2 separate regions of the Mus musculus genome follow, and region 1 is linked to region 2. A link is a loop called in an ENCODE intact Hi-C map of the cell type or tissue named here. Cell type or tissue: heart. All regions are shown on one strand. Links, peaks and the distances in the headings refer to the core of each region. The heading gives the core; the rest is flanking DNA.

Evidence for each region. Peaks named below come from ENCODE experiments on the same cell type or tissue, not always from the same donor. Only the 100,000 strongest peaks of a DNase experiment are listed, where the experiment ranks them.
Region 1: a loop joins it to region 2, with 3 times the contacts of the local background. A loop is called at or near these places in 5 of 42 quality-filtered maps.

The regions. Positions count from the first base shown.
Region 1 is chr2:125,244,847-125,249,233 of GRCm38, reverse strand. It overlaps Dut (deoxyuridine triphosphatase), which reads right to left and starts at 1,719. Exons shown (of 6, transcript NM_023595.6): 1 at 1,338-1,719; 2 at 1-68. The coding sequence starts at 1,486. In heart, for the core only: a CTCF peak has its summit at 1,985; a DNase peak (open chromatin) is centred at 1,683; H3K4me3 peaks cover 2,602 bases; H3K27ac peaks cover 2,827 bases.
Region 2 is chr2:125,121,824-125,126,210 of GRCm38, reverse strand. Myef2 (myelin basic protein expression factor 2, repressor) reads left to right here and starts at 2,551. Exons shown (of 16, transcript NM_010852.2): 1 at 2,551-2,826. The coding sequence starts at 2,693. It overlaps Gm46759 (a long non-coding RNA gene), which reads right to left and starts at 2,567. Exons shown (of 2, transcript XR_001783448.2): 1 at 2,117-2,567; 2 at 1-1,422. In heart, for the core only: no CTCF peak of the experiment used is centred there; DNase peaks (open chromatin) are centred at 2,570 and 2,960; H3K4me3 peaks cover 2,059 bases; H3K27ac peaks cover 1,997 bases.

The DNA.
Region 1 (4,387 bases), core at 229-4,228, 120 kb before region 2:
GGACAGCTATCTGAATGTCTGTCTTCACGATGGCTTTCTCCATGGGTGATATTGTATAATCATAGGCACTGAAAGGCAAATCAGTATTTTAAAGTGTTTTTAACATTCCTTCTTACGCTAATGCATATAAAATGCGTGCCATTACTTCATATAAACAGATCCTATAAACAACCTTATGGCAGATTCCTAACTCACCTAAAAAGGTTTACTTACAAGGTAGTAGGCACTTTCTTTTAGCTTTAGAAAGATGGCTTCAGGCCCTTAATCCTAGCACCTAGGCAGAGCAAGAAGACAAAACCCTGAATGTGGGAGTGGGGAACAGGGAGATGCCAACATTGTCTCTGCTATGTGTTCTGTGGTTTTTGTCTCTGAAAGTGAAGGCTGGCAAATTAGCATGAGGAGCAGGAAGGCAGACTTAATTCATAGAAAGAATATGAAAAGCCAACCAAAGAGCAAACATCTAACACTCAATGGGCCTCACTCCGCTAGGCACACTTCGAGCCTGCGAACGCATATAAACCTATACTTTACTTTTGTAACGCTTCTCTTGATGAGAATGAACCTCCCGAAGAAAATGTTAAAAAAACACAGGTGAGAGGCAGAGATGCACTGCATTCCCCCTGCCTTCCACGCTATGGCTGTGAACTTCAGTGGCCGAAGAGAGCTGGTCTCCCAGAGCAGCTCTTGGGGGTGGACTCTGATCACAAGCGATTTTAGAAAGTCCATCTACCAAATACTACTGTAGTCTCTTATTACTGCAGCTCCCTTCCTGATCCAACGAAACTTCAGACTTTACAATGAGCAGCGCTGGAAGTCTGGCATGTGGTAGAAGAGTACGTTCAGTCACACGGAATTTTCACTCTGTAACATCAGCCATTCCCAATACACAGCAAACACCCGCTTATGTAGAAAATGGCCATAGTATCTAATTTCTCCCAAGACAGGGCATGTTAGATGCATACATTCAGGTCATTAGGCTTGGTGACTTTACACTGAGCCACCTCATAAGCTAGCCCTGGATGGAGCTCCTTAAGTTCCCAGTCCTTGGACGGGATAAGAGAAGTACACAGCTTCCATAGATCCTTTTCCTAGACTTTAACGTGCACACTGCAGACAGTCACACTTCGGTCAAGAATAAGCCTTGCACATCCGGACCTTCCACTTGGAAAGGGTGGAGCGCACGCTGCACAGTAACGCTTTGGAAATGTTATAACCCTTTACTTTCCGCTCGCCCAAACCCCTACTGAATTTGCTCAAGGTGAACTCAGGTCTCTGCGGAGCCACGACTGCACCCGGGCTCGGTGTTTGCATTCCTGCCGTCGGGCCACGGCTCTCACCTGAATAGGTCGTAGCCGGCAGCGCGCGCGGACCCGCGGGTGGGCGCCGTGGCGTGCTCCGAGAGCCGCACGAAGCGCAGAGAAGCGCCATCCTCCGCTCGAGCCCTCTTGGAGGCAGAGACGGCCGCGGCATCTTCCGAGCAGGGCATGGCGGCGGGCGTGGAAAAAGCAGAAAGCAATGAGCGTGCGAGAGCCTACCCGCCGAAAATCTCCCGCCTGGACGAGCCCACCGCGCAGGACAGGGGACGCGGCCTTCCGCAAAGGGCTCGAGCGCGGCCTAGAGGAGGCACCGACCTCGCCAGGCTCCCCTCCTCGGGGTCCGCAATGGACTCGTCCCCGCGCTGCAGGCCAGGCCCTGGCTCACCGTTACCTGCTCAGACCAGGGCTCCCTCCAAGCGCGCTCCCGCTCCAACTCCCCCACTAGCGCGCTCTCTCGAACTGCCCTAATCCTCCCCACCCCGTGCGCGCTCCCGCCCCTGCCCCCCACCCCCTCACCAGCGCGCGCGCTCCCGGCCGGAGCTCCTCGGCTTCCTCGGCAGCTCCGGCTCCGCGCCGACCCGAGCGCACGCCCGCGGAGCAGAGCGGCCTGCAGGCGGGCGCGCAGCAGCACGCTTAGGAGAGGCATGGCGCTGGAGGCCCTGCAGGCCCTGAGGCCGCTGCCCCGCCCCGCGCTCCGCCTAGCGGCCCTCCTACGTGCTTTTCCTCGCCCTGACCTGAACAGATCTTTTGCCTTCCACCACCGGACCTGCAGGGCATTTTAAAATTCCTTGACCTCAGCCAAAGCAACAAGGAGCCAACCCCCACCCCCACCCCCACCCCCACCCCCACCCCCACCCCCTCGCCGGTAGTTGGGAGTCAAACTTTTTTTTTCCAGAGAGGATAATTAAAGATCTTTCTGGAGTCTCCGGTTTTATCTGGACTATACCATAAACACGTGGAACTCAAGTTGTGGTGCACTTCGATTTTCAAGATAAATAGAAGGCCCAAGGCACTTTTATAGAAATACCGACTATACATATTGGGGCGATTGGTTCCCCTGATGGGTGTGCAATACACTACACTTCTTGAAGCTCTTTTAAAGCATCTGTTATTGTGCAGTCCCACGATGTGTCTGTGTGTCTTGCAGGTCATTGCCAGTGCGAGGTTATCTTCTCCTTGTTCCTTCCACCTTTAGGTGGGTTTAGGGTTAGACCTGTGGTGGCCAGGCTCTTTACTCTCAGAATGTTTTTATTTACATTTCTTCTTATTACAGTCTGCACATGCATGTATTTTCTTGCCTAATGTCTACTTGTTGGTTAGATTCAAAGTCCATGAGGGAAATTGATCCAGCCTTTGTATTCTTGGAGTCTAACCGTGAGTTTCAAAAGCCCTCACAGGTGCGCCTGCCCCCCCCTCTTCCCTTCCCCCCTCCCTTTTCTCTTCTCCCCCTCCCCTTCTCCCTCCCCACTCTCCCTCTCCCTTCTACTGCTTCAGCACCATGCCCGCCTGCTCCACACCATGATAATGGACTAACCCTCTGAAACGGTAAGAAAGCCCCCAGTTAAATGCTGTCTTTATAGAGTTGCCTTGGTCATGGTGTCTCTTCACAGCAGTAGAACACTAAGACAGATGGTGATCGCATTGTTTAGTAAGGAGGGCTCCTGTGCATTATTTCTTCTCAGAAATCTTAATATTGGTGCTTAATCCTTTAAAACAAGATTATTGTTGGGCCTGGAGAGATGGTTCAGCTGTTAAGAGCACTCAGTGTTCCTGTATCAGACCCAGTTTGGTTAGCAACACCCACATTGGTGATTCACAACTGCCTGTGACTCAAGCTCCAGGAGACCCAACTATGTCCTCTGGCTTTGGAGGGCACCTTATACACACAAACAATCATGTCCACGGGAACAGATAGATAAACATATATTCTCTTCAGTTTTGCATATAAATGTGTATATGCTTTGACCACAATTCTCCAGTTCTTAACTGCTTACCCCATTTTCCTGACACCAAACCACTTCTTTCCATATAGTACCTCTCCTGGTGTTTCGTTTTGTTTATTGCAGGATATGTCATCACACTATGAACCCACAGATTGTGTTATTTACTGGACAGACCTGTTTCTAGTTGTGGTGTGGTCTAGCACAGACCTTTCATCCAAGAGCTTTCTGTTCATTGTAAACAGGATTAAGTGAAGTCAACCAGAGGTCAAGAGGCAGAGCAAGCAACAAGTTGACAGGAAGTGAACACAGGGGAAAAAAGTTCAGAGTAAGAGGATGTCAGGAAGATGGATAGAGAGACAAACAGGAATTTAAGGGAGGGACATTCAGCTTGAACAGTTTTTGAGATGGTGTGGAGAACTTCCTTTTGGGGACTTAGAAGGTCAGTTGGGTGCTTCCACTGCCCCTCTGAGCTAGTAGTCTTTCACTCCAACATCTGGCTCCCAAGTCGTCTTTGGTAAAATTGAATGATTGAGATTTTGTTAAAAACGTTTGTTTGCTTGTTTGAGTTTTCTCTTTTGAACCCACAGCATTTAACTAGACTTGCCTCCCTGAAGCTGGGTGGGCAACCATTATGTCTGTAGCTTCTCAGGGAGAGAGGCGGGGCTCTCTCTGCCCTTGGTTTTCACTTTCTCAATTCATTGTTTTCCAGACAGGATCTCATGTAAGACCCACACTGGGCTTGAAAAGGATGACTTTAGACTTCTCATTCTCCTGCCTCAGCCCCTATAGGGGTGGGTTACAGATGTGAGCCACCATGCCTGATTTTGTCAGGGCCTGAGGGTAGAGCCCAGGGCTTCATGCATTCTAGGCAAGTACTTTATGAACTATTCTATATTCCCCAGCTCCCTCGTTCCTCTATTTTAATTGAAGACGTTTCCTCCCTATATTGTTATTCAAATATAAGAATCAGGCATGTTGTATTCCCTAAACTTCTGCACACACCCACTCCAAGTCTCACTCCTGAGGGGCAATACTCCCAACATTCTGGGCTTTTTGTGCTGGAATTTACTTGCATGTTTCTAGATTGTGTGATGATATTTCTTTTTAAAGAATATAGAGTTCACCTTT
Region 2 (4,387 bases), core at 100-4,099:
CAGCAATATTGTATTAGTTTATTTTCTATTGCTGTGATAAATCACCATGACCAAGGCAACTGACAGAAGAGTTTCTTTGGTTTTACAGTTGCAGAGGGATAGGCACAGTCATGCTGGGGAGGCATGGCAGCAGGCAGCTGGCATTTGGAGCAGCAAACTGAGAGCGTTTATCTTACAGGAAGCAGAGACACACTTGATTGTGTTCATACAAAGTGAACTGGGAATGGCATGCATCTTTAAACTCTCAAAGCCTACCCCTAGTGACGTACTTCCTCCAACAAGGAACAAGTACATCTCCTAAGCCTCCCAAGGCAGCACTGCCAACGAGGTTCTAAGTGGGGTCCACGTGTTCAAAGCACTAAAATATATATTTTGTGTAATTGTGGAGGATAACGATTTTGCAGTAGGAACCATGGGGGAGGGTGGGGGCCACTTCAACATCTGTTACCTAAGAGTTTTTCAATGTGCACACATAAACTGGGAAAAAAAAAATTCCCAGTGAGGGAATTAAATTCTCCTTTGTCGATTTCGCTACCCTTAAGTATGCTGTCAACAGCATGGAGAAGGAAAGGTTCATCTCTTCTAGGAGCCCCTCAGTGATCCTCAGTTATGATAACCCTTAGCTCTTTATGAATTCACAAGATTGGGGCTAAAGGGTAGGCAGAGAGCCATTTATCTTAGGCTCACAGTTTAAATCCTGCTTGGTTGTGGGTTGTCCTGGTGCTGTTTGTATTCTGATGTTAATTCTGCTTCCTCCAGAGGGGTTGCCCCCTAGAGCAGTCGCAGCAGGTGAAGTCCTGCGAACCTTCCCATTTTAACTGGTCAATAAAGGCGAGAGCCCGTTTTTTGGGCAGTGGTGGGATAGGAAGAACGGGAGATCTCTGAGAATGGGCACAAGTAGGGAAGAGGGAGGACGAGAGGAGGAAGGAAGACAGTGAGGACAATAGCCATGTTGGAGCAGAACCACGTGGCCAGGAGAAACCACAAGTAGCAAGGGGTCTTATAGCTGGGGAATGTTAGTATAGTGTTAGATCTGCCCAATCTAGGCTTATATCTTATACTTATAATAACTGGATTACGTGGTTTTTTTTTTTTTTTTTAAGATAGGCTTATTGGGGTTGGAAATTCCAAGACACTGCCCCCCAAAGCTCAGTCATTAAGAATAGCTCTTTTAATGGGATATTTAAATTGGCATACTCTGGAGTATGGGTAAGTCTCATGTGTGTGTTTAATTAAATTGTGCTTTTAGCTCGATTACAGCTCTTGAATAGTGCTGTTTCCCAAAGTCCTCCTCCAGCAGAGCTCTAGTGTCCCTTCCGAACCTTCTATTATGGTTTGGTCACGATGAACTCTTGAAAAGTGTTGAAATGTGAAAAAGGTTTTTGCAGGAATCTACTAGTCCAGGACTGTCAGATGGAGTTCCTTGGAGAAATTCAATGGTAACAAAAGAATACATGGAATAGTGAATACTTTGAAATCTAGGGTTGAGGTGGGGTGGGGTGGGTTAATCTGGTTTCTCCTTGATTGAAACCCCATGGGAGCCTTAAGAGATAGACTGCGATACTGTAGCACTTGGCCCTAGATGAAGTGTTTTCTTTAAATCTCTACCTTGCAGGGAAGGAACTGCTGTCTTTACCTGAAGAGAAGTGGAGAACTGAAATGCCTCAGCCGAGGAGAAAGCCTAATTTTCTCTGCCAGATTCCAGCACCTGTCTGCTAACTGCAACCATTAGGCCCCAGGGGTGACAGTACAGAAACACAAAAGTATCTGTTGTGTTTAGGACACTATGTGGGTAGAACGCCAAACTCAGAATTTTGTAGATGACTCTCATCTCTAATAAACTGTGTCTGCCTTATGCTGTTCACTTTTTTTTTAAAGAAGGAAACATTTGAGGAGGTCTTAGCTTTTTTTTTCAACTGAAAAAGGCCATTTTAGTGTGAAGTGTAATCATGACACTCAGGTTTATGAATCTTTAGTATTTAGGGGTAAAATCTATAATCCAAACCAAAATATGCATTTGTAGCTAGTCTTGTATAAGACTTCTTTTAAAACAATTTGTTTTTTCCATGTGTGCGTGTGGTTTGCCTGCATGTATATCTGTGCACCACAGACATACCAGCGCCTATGGAGTCAGAAGAGGTCGTTGGAGCTCCTGTATGTGGGTGCTGGGAACCGAACCCAGGTCCTTGGCAAGAGCAGCAAGTCATCCTAACTGCTGAACTCCTCCAGCCCCCTTGTACAGGTTTTCTTAAGAAAATGATGGACTGTCCAAATCGATAGCTGCCCCGAGAATGTAAAAACTTCGACCTCTTAGCTGATTGCTAAGGTCTACAAAAATCTTCAGCCCTCAAAGAAAGTGGTCAACTTGTCCTCAGCTACCGGTGCTCGCTGGCGGGTTCGTAGAGCATCCACCCGCAGAGATGGAGCTGCCATAGTCCTCTCATCCAAAGGCCCCGTCCCCGAGGACCCCCATCTCTGCCCCCCCAGGCAGCCCGCGCTCCCTCCGCAGGTGGCCGCGCCGGAGCCCCGCCCCCACTCACTCCCCAAGTCGCGGGGCCTCGTCCGCTCTCGCGAGATCCCGGCCGCCGAGCGCTCGGGGCCTTTTCAAATCGCGATCCGTTACCGCTTCTCCGGCCGCCGCCATTGTAGCGCTCGGAGCCCTCATCGCGGCCGAGGCGGAGCCCGCGGCGGGATGGCCGATGCCGACAAGTCCGAGGCGGCCGCGGGTGACGACGGCTCGCAGCAGCAACCGGCTGAGCCGCGGCGAGACACGCACCCCGGCGAGCCCGAGAAACCGCCGCGCAGCAGCGCCAACGGCGTTAAAATGTATTGTCTCCCCCGGGCGGCCGGGCGGGAGGGCGGCCGGGCAGGGCGGGAGGCGCGGGCGGCCCCGGGGCGGGAGCAGGTGCGGTGCTGGCGGCCCCGGCCTCGGGCGCGCGGAAAAACGGTCCCCTTTAAAAGGCCCGAGGCTAGCCTCATCCTCGGGGAGGACCCAGGGATGACATCATCGGTCCTTTCCCCTCCCGGCCCGGTTCCGAGCCCCGGTGAGGGCCGCGTGTGCGGTGGTGGCTTCCAAAGTGTTAGAGCTCACCGAACCCATTGTGTTCCTCTTGATTGGCTTTCGAAAAAGGAGGACTTGGTCTCCTCCACCCACCCGGTGATGGTTGTGGGCCGTGCAGGCTGGTTTATTTATTCATTTTTTTAAAAACACAAACTCAGTGTGTAGTGGCCTTCATTTTACTATAATTCACTTACGATATAATTAAATTACTGAAATATAAATCTGAATTTGGCAAAACTGGGAACGCAACCCAGGGCCTCGTGCAGTCTCCAGGCAGGCGCTAGGCCACAAAATGACACCCCCCCTCCACCGAATGCAGTGCTTTTTTTGTAGAAGAAAACCCGAGGGCTGAAGGTTGGATCTGTCATCTGTGTCTGTAGAGAATTTAGTCGACGTTAATCCATAAGATCTTAAGTTGTAAGGCAGTAGGATAGGGGCAGATTGTGCTCGGCTGTCCTTGTCACGTGGGGCTATGTGAAGGCAAACATTTATTTTCCTATGGCTTATTCTGTAAAAACTGAAGTTGAAAATAATGCCAGTAATTTGTTAAAACACCCTCCACCTCTCCATCCTGCCACGGTAGAAAGCAGTGAACACATGCTTTCTGACATGAAGTCAGAAAAGGGAAAATGTCTTTCTGGCTTTTGTGTGGAAATACTTGAGGCAGTGATTTGGACCAGTCTGTTGAAACCGGCTGAATTGAATTGGTTGCAAACTAGATGGGGTAGTGCTCCTCAGCTTCTCTATGACAGTCTCGCTCTTAGGGTGACATCATTGTATATTTTTTCTTAACCACTGACAACGTATTTAAGAGGAATTACCCCAGTTCCCTGGGGCCTATCCTGAGCTTTAGAAGTTCAGTGTTTGCTGTTTTCCTGATGCCTATATTCATTTTTGAAATGATATATGATATATGTGGAGAGGCACTTTAAGAGCGTTCCATTAGACAGAGCCTGTTGTGTTACCTTTGAATTGGCTAGGAATACCTTAAATATGGACATTCGTCTCCCTACCCACCTGGTGACTTTTGAACAGGAAGCATCGTGTGAGCAGAACAGAATTTTGCAGGTATCAGATTTGCAGGGCTTGAAAGTCAGTGCAGTTTGCTCATGGATGGAGAGTGTGCATGCATCAACCACCGAGAAATCAGAAAGCAAGGAAAGCCTATCTCTTATGCCTGTCAGATCTTGGGCTTTTTCAGAGATTTGCTATTAAAAATAGAAAAAAAAAGTGGAGTGACTGTAACAATATAGTCACCCTCTGTGTCTTTGGATTCTGTATTCATGGAGTTAATGGTGAATTGGAAATACCCACATTGTATCTATA